Regions from separate parts of the Mus musculus genome. Here region 1 is linked to region 2. Evidence: chromatin loops called from intact Hi-C (ENCODE). Cell type or tissue: left cerebral cortex. All regions are shown on one strand.

Region 1 (8,000 bases), 100 kb before region 2:
CCCACTCTAGTTTCTGTTTTTTCCCCACCAGCTTCCGTTTTTCTCCCATTTCTGCTACAGACTCCGTTGGTTGCTTCTTCTGACCCAGAACCTTCTACCCAGAATCTCAGTTAAATTCTGTATTGCAGGGGAGGACAACGAGGCCCCACGCTGTAAGTGTGGGGGAGGCGGGCAAGGCGGACAGACACCAACCAGCTTGGGTTTGTTTTGGGGAGTCTGATGCACAGCTCCTAATAGCCTCAAGGGGGACCCAGCAGGAAGGCCCCACAACCATCCTTATCCAGCCAACCTCTTCCTCCAGCAACTCCTCTCCTTCCTCCTCCTCTCCCTCCTCCTCCTCTTCCTCCTCTACCTTTCTTCTCCTCCTCTTCTTATTTATTTTTTGTCAACCCCATACAAGAGGAACCTCATCTGAGAAAATGCCTATATCACATTGCCTGTAGGCAGGACTGTGGAATATTTTCCTCGATTAACGACTGATGTGGGAGGGTCCAGACCACTGTGGGAGGTGCCAGCCCTGGGCAAGGTGGTCCTGGATTATATCAAGGTAGCTGAACAAGCCATAGGCAACTAGAATGCTCCCCCATGGCCTGCTTCAGTTCCTGCCCCCCAGGTTCCTGCCTTGAATTCCTTCTTTGACTTCTCTCTGTGGTGGGCTGTAACCTGTAAGCCAAATAAACCATCTCCTTGCCCAGGTTACTTTTGGTCACAGTGCTTTATCACAGGAATTGGAACTTAACCAAGACAATCAATAGTCAACATTGCAGCAGAACATGGTATCAGATTCCCAGTATCACCCAGTAAAACCTGTACTGTGGTCATCTCTCCCACATACACACTCTTTTTCTTCTATCTCCACCACCATTCTCCACCCTTAAGGCTCTAGCTAGATGCTAGGCAGAGGCTGTCAAGCTTGACCTGAGCCTCCCCCCCCCCCTTACCCCTGCTTCTGGTCTTCTAGTTTGTTTGTACAGTTTGTTTTTGTTCTGCCTCTTTTTTTGAGTTTGGATCTTTCCATGTAGCCCAGGATGTCCTGGAGCTTTTTGTGTAGACCAGGCTAGCCCAGAACTCTGCCTGCCTTTGTCCCAGCCAAGTGCCCAGCTCCTTGCTGTTTGAGCACATACAGCATGTGGACCTCAGGACCTTTGGACTCACCAGACACTTTTTCTCCTAGACACGATCACATCGGAGTGTCCAGTCTAGGGAAGGTTGTATGCACAGAAGGCCAGTCTGAGCATGGATGGCCCCATCCTAGATTGGCAGGTCTGGGGTCCCAGGTCGGGTGAGGGCACTGCCTCTATAAGCTGGGAAGAGACAGGTTTGCAGAGGAATGGTGAGTGTTCCTCACCAATTCTTCTCTTCCCTTCGTGTTTTCTCCCATGAGCAATGCTTTGAACGCACTGGCTGTGTCACTGCAGCAGGCAACCTTGCTGCTTCATGCCACCCTTCCCAAGTCCCTGGGAGCACCTGCCATGTGTCCCACTGCCTCCAGTGAGAAATCCCTGTTCTGGCTCAGCACTTTCCTCCATCTCTTCAACTGTTAAGTGCTGCGGCGACCTTGCCCATGGTCGGTTCTGCAGGGAGCTACATTACTGTGTGCCCTGCTTGAGGCTGAGGCTGAGGCTGAGGAAGTCAATGAAGAGGAAGCAAGCCTGCTGTGATGGTGCATCCCTGCAACCTCCGCTCGGGAGGTTTCCTACTTGGTTAACTGTCAACTTGACACACCTGGAGTCACTTCTCAAAGGAATCTCAGTAGAGGGATTGCTCAGATTAGATTGGCCTATAGCATGTCTGTGGGGGATTGTTGTGATTGCTAATTGATGAAGGACGATCCAGTCCACAGAAGGCGGTCCCATTCCCTAGGCAGCTAGCTGGCCCTTGTTTGTATAAAAAGAGTAGGTCAGCAAATGCCTCTCCTCCATGGTTTCCCCTTAAAATTTCTACTTGAGCTCCTGTCATGACTTTTCTCAATAACGGACTGTTGTGGTGGTGGGCTATTAATGTTACTCAGACCTCCTGGCACTGGCACAAGTTCCTTGCTACCCGCACAACGTTCTGGATTCCCGAATGAAATACACACACATACACACACACACAGAGAGAGAGAGAGAGAGAGAGAGAGAGAGAGAGAGAGAGAGAGAGAGGAGGGGAGGGGAGGGGAGGGGAGGGGAGGGGAGGGGAGGGGAGGGGAGGGGAGGAGAAGAGAGGAGAGGGCCTTATATTTAATATGCCTTAATCAGTTCAGTGGCTGGACTACTCCCAAACTTCCATGTTGTTAACACCTACCCTCCAATACTCCTTAATTATTACTTACTAAAATCTATATTCCATCCTTGCTACCCCAAACAGGGGAGGGCCCCCCTAGGGTCATCCTTCTCCGGCTCTTACATGATTGGTACTCTGTCTTCTGAAGCTCTCAAGCCTGTAGCTTACTTCTCAGGCCTGATCTTCCTGCTTCCACGAAATGGCTGTTCTAACTCCTCTCTCTGTCCTCTTGACCTCGAATCCTAACGTCGTCCCACCTCTGTCTCTCTGCCCAACCATTGGCCGCTGGCAACTTGATTTACCAATTGAAACCAACTGGGGGCAGGGACCCTCAGCGTCTCACATGAGGGATTCTCCTGCAATTTTGGGAACCTAATTAACAAAATACAAGTGTTAAACCAAATCCCCAACAGACTGTGATCTGGAAATATAAGCCAAATAAACAAACCATTCCCGCCCTGAGTTGCTTTTGGATAAGAGTGTTTTACCACAGCCATAGCAAGGAAACTAGAACAGGAGGGTCAGGAGTTCAAAGTCACCCCTGGCCACATAATCATTCAAGGCCAGCCTGGGCTATGTGTGATGCTGTCTGAAAAGGGGAAGTGGGGCAAAAGTGTTGAGAGACTCACTCATGGCTGTCTTCTTTCTGGGGCTAGAAACAAGGCCACCCTGAGTGAGGAGCTCCTCTGCGAAGTCACACAGCTAAAATAAAAGGGACAAATGGCGCCTAGCGTTGTTACCAGCAAGGCATTTGGGGAACATAAATTCCACTAGGAATTAGTCATTCTAAATTGCTTTATTTGGTTTTAACTTAGAATAGAACCTAAATTATTCAGCTAGGGAGGGGGAGGGAGGGGGCAGGAGCCAGTTCTAGGCCTGGCATCCACCTCACACTGTCACCGTTAGGAGAGCAGTGACATCTGTCTGGGGGTGGCCTTGGGAGCTGGTGGGCTGCCTGAGACCTTCTGGATTTGGTAAAAGCCCCCTGGGATGTGAGACTCAAGAAGCACGATTTTGCATCAGCAACACACCCATGCCTTTTACTCTGTCCCTGTTTGAGAAATGATGTCACTGTTCTCTCATTTAAAAAAAAACAAAAAAAAAAAACCAAAAAAAAAAAAAACAACTTTCTCTAACCATGTGTGGTGGTACAAGCCTGTAATCCCGGCACTCGGAAGGCTGAGGCAGGAGGATCGTGAGTTGGAGACTCGCCTGGACTATATAGTGAAACCAAGTCTCAAAAATAAAGCAAAACAAAACCAAAAAATCCTTTCCCTCAACCCCCATTTTACTCTAGCCACTGTCAGCTTTGTTGCTATGCTTTGAGACGAAACTCTACACTCAAATCCTCCGCAGCCCTGGCTTGCCTCTAGTAGGTTTTCCTGACTGATCCCACACTGGCTACACACCGGGCCTGCAAAGTCAATTCTAGTCCTCAGCCAACACAACCCAGCTAGGCACAATTCCTTATTCTGGGGGATCATTTTTCCTCGGTTTGCTGGACCCCGCATCTCCTGCTTAGCCTCCTATCTCACTGGTTGGTCCACCAGGATCTTCCCCTTCTCCCTGACAGACTCCTGTGGTTGCGTCTCACAGCTCAGACCTTAGACCTCAGTGCTAATTCTCTGGTCTACTAGCTTTCAAATCATCACTTTATCAATAACCCCTGAATTTCTGTCTCCAGGCTAGACTCTCCTTAAACTGCAGATTCACATGCACAATCGCCTTCTGGATGTCTCTACGTTGATGTTCAGTTAGATATCTGAAAATAATTCCTAGCCAAATAGATTTCTAGCACCCCAAAGCTGAGGCAGGAGAATAATCAATACATTTTCCTTAAATTTTCCTAGCCCTCAGCCAACACAACCCAGCTAGGCACAATTAAAAGAAAGAAAGAAGAAGGAAAGGAAAGGAAAGGAAAGAAAAGAGAAGAAAGAGAAGAGAAGGGAAGGGAAGGGAAGGGAAGGGAAGGGAAGGGAAGGGAAGGGAAGGGAAGCAAAGCAAAGCAAAGCAAAGCAAAGCAAAGCAAAGCAAAGCAAAGAAAAGAAAAGAAAAGAAGAGAAAAGAAGAGTCAGGTGGTGGCGGTGCATGCCTTTGATCCTAGCACTCAGACCACCTAGGTAGGTGGATCTCTGAGTTCCAGGCCAGCCTTGTCTATAGAACAAGTTTCAGGCAGCTAGTGATATATAGAGAAACCCTGTCTCAGAAAAAAAAAATCTGTTCTATTTTTAATGTGTGTGTGTGTCTCTGTGTGTGTGTGTGTGTGTGTGTGTGTATATCTGTGTGTGTTATGTGCATGTGTGTTCTGGGTGCCTGCAGAGGCATCTGATCCCTTGGAGCTGGAGTTACAAGCAGTTTTGAGCCACCCAATGTGAGTGCTGGTCACCAAACTCTGGTCCTCTAGAAGAGCAGCAAGTCCTAATCACCAAGCCATCTCTGTAGCTTCACACGTCTCTATATCAGTTTATTCATACGTGAAGAGGGGTACCCTGCCTCCAAGAGAACTCTGGTAAGCTGGTGGGAACAAGAATTAGACGTTCTTAAACCTAACGGATGGCAAGCATGCTGGTCCTGAGTCTAGGACACTGTCCAGGCTCTGTCCTGAGCTGGGACTGAACCTGCCGTGGAGGCAGAAATAGCAGGAATGGAGTCTAGGATCTGAGCCAAAGCCAGGGGAGTTGGTACCTGTTCTGTGTTGTGCTGTGTGGGTTATCTCCCTGACCACTGCTTCCACCATCAGTCCTTATGCAGTGGATACAGAGAGAACAAGAGCTATTCTAGCAGGCAATGAGGTCTTTGATGTCTAGGCAGGGGCTTTACCACTGAGCCACATTCTCATCTCAAAAACTTTTGCTATACTATGCCTGACTTTCTTTGTCTACGTAAAGTTATTATTTTAAAGTCAAGGTTCCTCTACACAGCCCAGGCTGACCTGACCTTGAACCCATGCTCCTTTGACTCATCCTCCTGTACTCTGGGATTACAGGTGTATGCTCTCACATATTGGACTGGATTTCTTGATTGGACAATGAATGTGGGATTGTGGGGTGTTCAGCTACCCCTCCTCAGCTGTGTGCCCTGTGGGAGACAGGGATATCCTGGGTCTGTGAGAATCCAGAACAGCCCTGGGAGGTATGCTTCCTGCAGAGGCCTGATCAGCCCTTCAAGTTGGCAAGTAATTAACTTGCCTAATTAAGGCATGCAGGCACAGGGCTCCTACTGGGATACTCCTGGGGAGCAGTGACATCCACCACTGAAAGGGTCTCAGGCTCTGTTGAAACTGCACAGCACGGGGGAGAGAAGATTAATTAAAAAGCGGGCTGAGGAAGCATTGCACCCTGGGAGTAAAGGCCTCGGTGAGCACCAGGGAAGGCTGGGGGTGTCCCTGGATGCCAGTGGGGGGTATGTGTGAGAAACTCCATCTCCCTGTGAATGGGGGGGGGTGCCTCATCTATTTGGGTTTGGGGATGGGGTAGGGAAAGAGCCACAGCGCATGCACGCCAGGCACCTCTTTGCTGATGGGCTATTTTTGCATGTAGTGCGTTAAATTTTGCTGAAATGCTGGGGTATCTTCTTGTCCTCCAAGCACGGGGATGGGGGGTGGGGTGGGGAAGGCTGAGCTTTCTGTGGGAAAGCAAGCAGGTTCTCAGCTCTGCCATGTACCTCTGAATGAGAGCTCCTTTCCAGAGCCTCCATCAGAGACCATCAGAGAGCTTCTGAAGAGCTAAATGGGGCTCTCTGCTCTGTCCTTGTCCTCTGCAGTTCTATGGGGCGGCGGTGGGGGGGGGCAGAGAATGGCATCCTGGGAGGTTGCTTCCTCTCCCCAGAGCGTGGTAGCCCCCCAGGTGGAGTGTGCTTAGAGCAGGCTCAAGGTTGTTCCTTCAGCAACTGCCAAGTGCCTGCTGTAAGCCTGATGTGATCCTATGTCCACAGATGATAGTGTGGAAAACATGGCAACATGGGGTCCCTCACAGGTAGGGTGGAGAAGGGGCTGGAAGGAGGAAGCCAGGGTGTGTCAGGTGGCACCACGCGATCCTTTAGGACTTAAGGTTAGAAAAGCAGCGTGAGAGCTGGCTATGAACAATCTTCTTGTAAGGAGGACGTTTATAGGCTGAGCTGTGTCCCCCAAACTTGCATGTTCAAGTCAGTTTCTGTTACTTTAGAATGTGATTGTATTTGGGGATAGATTCTTCCCAGTTCTAGGGATAGAACTCAGGAACTCAGAATATATAGATTCTAGATATATGCTCTACCACTGAGTCACACCCCAGTCCCTCACTGGGGGGATTCTAGGCAGGGGCTCTACCACTGAGTCATACCCCAGTCCCTCACTGGGGAATTCTAGGCAGGGTCTCTACCATTGAGCCACTCCCTGGTCCCTCACTGGGGGATTCTAGATAAGTGCTCTATCACTGAGCCACACACCCTATGCTTCATTGGAGAATTTGCACAGTTGCTATCCAGAGTCCCAGTGGAGAATGAATCAGAATTATCAAACAGTGTCCTCATTGACCTGCTCAGGGCTTGTCAGCCTCTGCAACTCCCATAGCCCAGGGAACTGAGATTGCAGGGCAGACCAACCGCCTCCTCCACTCCAGATCTGTAGAGAAAGAACGCAGTCATAGCAGAAATGGTGAGCGCCTCAGAACCAGCATTGGGAATCTGGCAACATAGTGTGTGGACTGCAGCTTCTATCTTGATATTAGGACAAGCTACTTGTGTTCTCTGAGAGTCTCTGTTCTTTCATTTGTAACGTGCTGGTCACAATGTACTCTTTGTAGGGACATTTTTGCAAAAGGAAGGAGAGGATGGGAACAGGACTAGGTCAATTGCAAACCCTCTCTGCACCACAGCTAGTGTGATAATTTCAGTTTGTGTGTGTGTGTGTGTGCATGTATGTGCTTGTGAATGTCTGCCCATGGCTGTATGTTTGTGTGTATGGGGGGGGGGGGTCAGAGGTTAACATTGGATATATTCCTCTATCATTCATTCCCTTATTTTTTTAAAAAAGATTTTATCTTTATTTTAAATTGTATGTATGTGTGTGCATATGACTGCAGAGGCCAGAGGATGGTACTGGATCTCCTGGTTCTGGAGTCACAGGCAGCTGTGAGCCCTCTGACCACTCACCCCTCTCTGCAACCTCTCCACCTTGTGCTTTGAGACAGCTGACTGAGCAGTCTAGGCTGCCTGGCCAGCATGATTCAGGGATCCGCTTGTCTCCTCCCACTCTCCCAGGGTGGGATTACAGACACTTGCCAGCACACCTGATTTTTCTTGGGACCCAAACTCAGGGCCTCATGCTCGCTTGGCAGGCACTTCACCAATGAGCCATGTCCCCAGACTCTAATTACATTTTAAAGCTCCTTTTGGGCATGGCATATCACTGTTTGCTGTGTACTGTCGTTTCTCTTGCTAAATGCAGACCAGCTGTTAGTCAGGGTCCCCTTGGAGCACATCTGCCCTTGACCTTGTACTGGCAGCCACCTCTTTCTTTATTAAAAAAAAAAAATCTCTGACAGATTGACTTCCTCAGTGACCCTCACACAGCTGTGTCTCTGCCAGACACAACCTGCTACGCACACCAGTCCCTAGCTATTACAAGTCCACAGACCCGCAACCTCAAAGGAGCCTTGGTTTATACCGCAGAAGCCCGGCTCCCAGAGCACGGGGAACACTCTGTTTGCCTTTGATTGAAAAATCAACAGTCTGGTTTTCTCTAACTTAATTTAGAC
Region 2 (8,000 bases):
CTGGGTTCTTTAGGTAAAAACCTCGGTAAGTTCACGGTGAGTCTAGTGGGTAAGTCCCCGCGCGCGACGGAATGGAGATGGGGGTGAGAATTTCACCTTTCCCATCGAACGTGGGGACAGAAGAGGACAAGGAGACGGGAGGCCATCACAGTAAGGTCCAGAGTAGGAGCGAGACTTGCACCCCCGAACTCAGCTCTCCCCGTGGATGGGGGCGCCCGGCCAGCCCACGTACCCATTTCTCCCGCATCCTCAGTCCCACGATCCCGGGGACCACCACCCGCTAGATGCCACCGCGCACAGGTACCTCGAGGCTCTCCAAGCGGTCCTTGAGGGTTTGCAAGGAGCGGCTAAGCTGCTCCACGACGTGGCCCGGGTCCCGCGGCAGGTCGCCCATGGTGTCCTTGCCTGTGCCGCGCGCCTTGCCGCCCGCCAGCCCCTCGCAGCGGGCCAGCTTGCCGGTGAGCTCTCGGATGGCTTCTCGCTGGGCGCCCAGCGTCTCCTTCTGCTGCACGACGGTCTCGCGCAGCTGCAGCACAGCGGCTCGCAGCTCCTCCTCGGGGCTCAGAGCGCCTCCCTGCATGGGCATCGCGGGCAGCGGGCAGCCGGCGCGCGCCGCTTCGGGGGGCAACGCGGTGCACACGAAGCGGCTGCCAGGTATCGGGCTGTCCTGGGCTCGTCCGGCGGCCACGGCGAGCGCCACGCCGACGGTCAGCAGCGCCAGCATCTCGCTGACCTGTGTGCTCACTTCAGCATGGGTCGCTGGTTTGCCGTCTGGGCGCCTTCGCGGCCGGCTACGTCTGTCCGAGCGCGGCACTCGAGGGAACCGCGTGCAGCACGGAAACGGCAGCACAAGCGCCGCCTGCCGTCGCAAAAACCCGCTCTCCGCTTTGCGCGGCGTTCTGGCCCGGGCTCTGCCCGCGCGCCCTTTCTTAAGCTTGGAGGGTGGGGCCACAGGCGCGTGGGGCTCGCGCCGCGCTCTCTGATTGGTCCGCCGGCGTTCGCGTCACGCGGAGGGCGGGGCGCGGGCGCATTGCTAAGCTGGCCCAGGCGGCTGGGTTCTGTCGTGGGTTGGGTTTCAGAGACGCGAGTGCAGGATCCCCAAGGCTCCTTAGGAAAGGAAACTGGGCTTCGGAAACGGTCAGAGAAAGCGTCGGCTGGCCCCGCACGGTCAAAGAAGCCCCGGGGACAACTTGCCGCCCACGATGAGAGGTGTTGGCGCGGCTTCCGGCTGAGAAATCCTGACCGAGATGACTCCACTTGCCTAGGAGGAATTCTCCCAGCGGGACTCGAACCCGGGTCTTCCACGCGAGCCACCTACGCGGCTCGCGTGGGCTTCCTTGTTCTGGCGCGGGAAGCACGACGGTCGATTGCAGAGGCGGACAGTCTGTAGGCGTACCCAAAATCCCAGGCCCAACCCCAGAGAACTCAAGGGGAAAAACGGAAGAAAACAAGAAAGAAAGAAAGAAAGAAAGAAAGAAAGAAAGAAACAGACCAGCAGGGACAGAAGTGGGTCCTGGATGCTGCAAGAAAGAAGGGGATGCCCACACAGAAGACCAGGAGGCAGTAGTCACGAGTTCACTCGAAGGTTCTTGTGCGGGGACAATATCCTTCTAGGCATGACCTTATTTATTTCGCATGACCTCGGTTTGATGAGAACATCCAGCCGGAATAAACATGATGGGGCCATGGCAAAGACTGGGGCCCCGTTCTTTTTAATGCGGGAATCCAACAAGTCCACTTTACACCTGGAGACTAGTATCATCAGATTCTTGGAGAAAGCCTAATATTAATACCCAGAAACCCCGCAAAAGATTGGGAGGGGGTATTTCAAAATCTTACCCATGGCTTACAAGTTCAGAACAGTTACACACTTAACAGACTCAGCTGGTTTACTGTGAATTAAAAATGAAAAAAAAAAAGTTCCCCCTTTTTAAAGAAATCCTGTTGCAAGGTCATTAATCACATTACCCATTCTACCAGAAACAAATGGATTTGTCACTTGTGCAAAGAAGCTGGGGTTGATTCTGAAAACAAATTGTATCAAAATAAATGAAATTATTATGATAATACAAAATAGACTGCAGTGATTAATCTCTGGGAACCAAATTCTGACCTGTTTTGCACTTCAAACAATAGCTTCTGTTATGTAAATAGTTGTGGGGGTTTTCAAGGACAGTGTTGCTAAATTATAAGGAAAGTTCTATTCATGAAAAATCTCTTCAAGGATTAAAAACTACAGACAGGATATTCAGTCTCCACAGGACCCAGAGCAGGACTCAGAAGCGAGGATGGCTCAGGTAAGAATATTCATCAATGGAAAAGGTAGGGTGTAGGCAGGGGGGTGAACACTGGGCTAATGGCTTTGTTGTCTAGACTCACCACAAAGAAGTTTCCCCTTGTTGAATTTGACCTTGAGTCTACCATTTCTTCCTAGACTTTCTTTCTTTGGCTACATGGAAACTCAAAAGCTCAAATAACACCCCCCACACACACACACACACACAAACTGCAATCACGAAGGCAACAAAATCTCAAAACACTTTCTAAAGTAGTACATTTTTAGAGGATGCTGTAAGGTACCAAATCCAGGCATGTTCAGAATTACCCAAATATAGACATGCTGCTTGAAGTTACCACTCACAGATTTAATGCTCTTTTACTCCCAGGCCAGGGCAGATCTTAATTGGGTGTGACAAATAGATTATCATTGTTTCTTTGTAGTTCTCCAGCCCTTTCATGACATGGACTAATAATTCATATTTGCAACTACTTGAAGCCAAGGCTTGTCCTTTTAATAATTAAACGTATTTCCAGAATTCTAATTTCCTCCTGACCAAAGAAGGTGATGTACAAGAAGACATAAAAATAGCATATATCCCCAAAATAATTGCTCTTAGACTTCCTACAAGAGTTCCCACTATGAGAAGGGATCAGCAGAGTTGCCAAATTCCAGATGGAAAGACCCAGGCATTGAGGATATGATTTTCTCTGGAGACAGTAAAATCAGAGGACTTATGCTATTTGCAGTTTTGTTTTCCTGGTACAATGGAAAAATCTGCTGGTTTAGGAATGAGGCCTTCTAGTCCCAATGCCAACTGTTACTAGCTAAGTGGTTTGGGGCAAGCCATTTTCTCCTCTTTGGACCTTGTAGGAAAGATAAGGCAATTAGCGTCAACTCTTTAATGGCCCTTCTGGCTTTATTCAAGAGCCTGGTAGTTCTGGGAGGAAGGACTCCCTCTTCCACGTGCCAAACATTACAAAACATTGGTTTTCTTCTGTGTGGGCAATGGATTTCCTGTAGCGAAGGCAGAGTAGAGAAGGTGAGGCTGGTTGTGTAAACAGCAGATAGACTTTCATACAAGGAGATGCTGTGGTCGTGGCTGTAACCTGTTCCTGGCAGCGTGGGCTCTCTGCCTTGATTTCTTCCTCACAGCACAGAAACCGTCCACCTGAAAGATCCTGCGTGCATGACTCACCCTACCCATGAGAAGGGCTGTGCGAGTGACAGAGCCCAGGGCCCACAGATTTTTCTGCTACTTGAGAAAGTCGTGCAGATCTGCAGCAGTGAATCACTGCCACCTAATCTCTTAGTGTAACCGGTGCAACAGCATAGTAACCACCCACTCATTCACTATGTCGGCTGGTCCCGGGGCAGCCCAGAGCCGGGTACAGACTTAACCCAAGCCCACGTGCTGGGAATCCTAATGAGCTGTTCTACCTCCATTTTATTGCCCCATCTGTTTGGCTCCCTGGTTCTTTCTCACATGCATTTTTATCTTGGTCTTCTGGGAAATGTGCTAATTTCCACCACGATGTCAGAAGAACCTATCTTATACAGTTTCCCCCTCCCCCTCTTCTGCATTTCCTCCCCTCTTAGCCACTTGGGAAGTCAAGAGTGGGGGCGTGTGCTCAATAGCACGGAATTCAAGGACAGCTTCCTGCAAACATGACTCAGGAACTATCCTCGGTGCTGAATTTCAGTCCGAGGGGAGTTCAGAATGGTGTGTGTGTGTGTGTGTGTGTGTGTGTGTGTGTGTGTGTGTGTTGCATGAGAGTGTGCACAAGGGATTCAGTGCTGGAGGCGCTAAAGGATCCCGATTAATCCCCTGTAATACATAAAATGCTAATACCCTTTTATGAGTGTGTTTTTCACGAGACCAAGCTGCCCAATAAAATGGAAAGGGAGTTTGGCGTCAGGCAGCACTTGTTTCAGTCCCAGTCTGATAACTCGAGAGTGTAGCTTAACCTCCCTGAGCCTTAGTTTTCTCATTTCTAAAATTAAAAGTAAATTTATGAGCAAGCCTTGTTGTTTCTGGGCTTGTGTGAGACACTGTTTCCAGACATGTTTAGCATAAAGCAGGTGCACAATAAATGCTAATGGACCTCTCCTCCCCTTCTCTCCACCAGAGCTAGGCCTGAATTATATAGGTCCTATTAAAAACAAAATTAAAATTTCCCTTTATTCTGTATACTATCCTTTAGAACTAAATACACTAAGAGTCTGGGGCAATACAAGCCAGCTTCCTTAGAGAGATGATGAGAGTTGAGAACTCCAGAAAAAATGTAGAAGTATCAGCAAGTAAAAGATCTCTCTCTCTCTCTCTCTCTCTCTCTTTCTCTGTGTGTGTGTGTGTACATAAGATAAATTATGGTGTTATAAAGATTTAATCATGTGAACTATTTTGCATTTATGCTAACTTGGTGTTTATGTGAAGGGACCCAACTAAAAGACTGGTTGTATTTAACATTCCGGCAAATGAATTTAAATTGCTATGGGATGTGAGAGAAGCTTGCCCCTTCTGATAAAGCAGGTTTTTCTTTCTTCAGTGCATCTGGCTTCTTCCTGAATGATGTATCTCTGGTTTAATTTTGGAGCAAGTGATAGGAAACATTGACTTTCAGAAAATGTTCCTGTGCACGGGTGTATTACAAGTGGGTAGAGAGCCATAGTTTGGGGAAACGGCTTGTTAATGTAACTCCATGATTTCACCAAACAAATGAAGGCTCAGTGGTACCTTCTGATTTCTAGCAATAGACGAGGTCACTACAAGCCAGGAATAACAGGTTAGCTTGGTGTCTAAAGGGAATGGACTCTGGACAGTGAGCTTACTGGGTATGATGTAACAGGCGGTAGAGCACTTGCCTAATATAAAACCCGGAGCTTCACCCCAAGCATACAAAAAAAGACCCCTTGAAGTTAGTTTGCTTTGAGGAAATCGAAGAGCATAGTCTCTCAATTTCTCTATATTTGGAAACACTAGGGATAATACTTCCTTTATATGCCTGTCTAAAAATTACAAAATTGGAACTGGGGAGATGGCTAGTGGGGGAGGGGATGGGAAGACTTCTGAATATGCCAATGTGGAGATCTGAGTTCAAATCCCTGAAACCCAATGTAGGGTGGGGACGGGAGACTCTCTAGAAGCTACCCTGGCATACACAGTCGGAACAGCCTTGAACAAGGTGGAAGGTATAGACCAACACCTGAGGTTCCCCTCTGACTCTCACACATATGCTGCACACACACACACACACACACACACACATACACACAGAGGAGATGGAAAATTGATCTAATTATGACAAAGATTGTAGCTCATTGTGCCCATATCAGTTAGGCACAGATAGCTTGTGTGAACATTTGAATTTTAAAGATTTATTTTTCATTTTATGCATATATGAGTATGCTTGAGCAATGTGTGTGCACCGTGTACGTGCCAGAGCCCAGGACAGAAGAGGGTATCAGATCCCCTTGACCTGGAGTCACAGACAGTTCTAAGCTGTCATGTGGGTGCTGGGAATCAAACCTGGGTCCTTTGCGAGAGCAATAATTGCTCTTAACCACTGAACCATCTCTCCTGCTTGGATGAACCTTTGAAAGCCCAAGCTGGAAGCAATTCTATAGAAATCCAAAGACTAGAAAACAGTTTTCAAAAGATTAAAAGGTGAGAAAGCTACTTAACAGCAGAGCCTTGGTCAGATGCAGGCCTTTGATCTTCAGTGAAAACGTCTTTTCCTTTTGCTGCTTCTTAACTTATTCACTGACCCCGAAAATGTTTGTCTTTTCTTCAAGAATGCCTTCGTTAAAAATGAATAAATTGTTATCAATTGCAATCACGATAATGTCCATAGAACTCGCCAGAGCATTCAGTATTGTGGATTAAGTTTAGTTGGTATTAGAACTTCCCACTGGAGCGGAGGAGATGGCTGAGTAGGTAAAGTTACTCGCTGCTAAGCTTGACCACCTGAGTTTGGTCCCTGGGACCTACATGGTAGAGGGAGAAAATGGCTCCTAAAAATTGTCCTCTGACTTCCAAATGTATGTTGTGCATACACACACACACACACACACACACACACACACTCACACTTACTCACACACTTGATGGATTGTTTTTACAGACGTTCCATTATAGGTTTCTATGCTCCTGTGTTCCTATTTTCTTGCATTTTGAGCCAGCCTCCCTTCCTCCCCACTCCTCTCCCTCTTTTCCTTCCTTCTTCTTCAACCAATGTTTCTTAGGCTTTTATTACTGTGAAGACATCACGATTATAGCAACTCTTACAAAGGAAAGCATTTAATTAGGGCTGGCTTACAGTTCAGGGGTTTAGTCCATTATCATCATGGCAGGAAGCATGGCAGCACACAGGCAGACGCGGTGCTGGAGGGGTAGCTGAGAGGTCTACCTGGGGATCCACAGGCAGCAGGATGAGACAGTGAGCCACTAGGCTGAGCTTGAGCTTCTCAGACCTCCAAGCCCATTCTCCAGTGACACACTTCCTCCAACAAGGCCACACTTACTCCAAGACAGCCACACCTCCTAACAGTGACACTCCCTATGGGCCTATGGGGGCCATTTTTATTCAAACCACCACAATGCTCATGTCCACAGTTGAGTGGTCCACAGCTCTCAATACTCTCCCTAGACTCTCTACGTTTACAAGTTTGTGCTTTTAATTGTCCTTACTGAGATGGATCTTTATGAGGCCCCAGGATCTAATTAACTAATTGTACATTGGCCATCTCAAGAATTCAGTACCTGAACCTCTAACTTGATGTGTCCTCAGTGAAAGGCGTTGTGCTCGTAGCCATCCCTCCCTTTTTCCTCCCATATGCCTCATCTCTGGCATCATTAACATTTTCCACAGGATTCTGAATCTCCTCCATTTCCACCAATACTTTCCGATCCCGGGCCCTTTCTGGGTCCTGATTCTTCTGCATGTCAGCTTCACCGATACCACTTCAGCTCCACTAGTTTTGTTCTAAAGTAGACCGATGCCTCCTAACCACGCTTTTCTAACTCAGCATTTCCATTGGTGTTCACAGCTCCTGGAGTAAATGCCTCCTATTCCCAGATGCCACCCATAGTTCCCTAAATAAATCTGTACACCTTTCGGTCTCCTCCATTCGCTCCCAACCTTCCGGTTCAGCTCTGTTTTCTATTACATCCCTTTCGACCTGCCCTTTTGAACAATCGGATGCTTTCTACACCCAGCTCACAGGCTTTCTCCCATTTCTCCATTTTGCAAGTTACTTCCTCTAAGACGTTCGCCCTGGGGCTAGAGAAGATGGCTCCACAGTGTCAGGACTGTGTGTTGTTCTTCCAGAGGAACCAAGTTCAGATCCCAGCACCCATGTTCGAGTCCTCACAACCTCCTGTACCTCCAGATCCAGAAGAGCCAGCACCTCCTTCTGACTCCATCGACACCCACACGTCCATGGTATGCGCAGTCACAGAAATGCACGCCTATTTTATTAATAACAAAATAACTTTTAAAGTTTGCATCGACATTAGTCATAATAAAGGATTGTTATCTACTGGACCCTGTCTTATTATTCAGGCCTGTGGCTCAGAATCTTTTCTACTGGACTCAGGGCGCCTCATGAGCAACAGCTGGGTCTGACAGAGGTTGTTCTTCTTTATTTTCACCAATAAAATTTGGCCTTTTAGAGGTCATTGTTCGCAGCTATGATACCGTTGTAAGGAAGAAACGAAGGG

What was found. Peaks named below come from ENCODE experiments on the same cell type or tissue, not always from the same donor. Only the 100,000 strongest peaks of a DNase experiment are listed, where the experiment ranks them.
Region 1: a loop joins it to region 2, with 7 times the contacts of the local background. A loop is called at or near these places in 5 of 42 quality-filtered maps.

Annotation. Positions count from the first base shown.
Region 1 is chr5:144,643,074-144,651,073 of GRCm38, reverse strand. No RefSeq gene overlaps it. Among named protein-coding and RNA genes, the nearest start is that of Gm52796, 26 kb to the left of the region's middle. In left cerebral cortex, no CTCF peak of the experiment used is centred here; DNase peaks (open chromatin) are centred at 3,199, 3,492 and 6,910; H3K27ac peaks cover 885 bases.
Region 2 is chr5:144,538,788-144,546,787 of GRCm38, reverse strand. It overlaps Nptx2 (neuronal pentraxin 2), which reads right to left and starts at 901. Exons shown (of 5, transcript NM_016789.3): 1 at 305-901. The coding sequence starts at 724. In left cerebral cortex, a CTCF peak has its summit at 858; DNase peaks (open chromatin) are centred at 943, 2,603, 3,570, 4,860 and 2 more places; H3K4me3 peaks cover 1,351 bases; H3K27ac peaks cover 1,330 bases.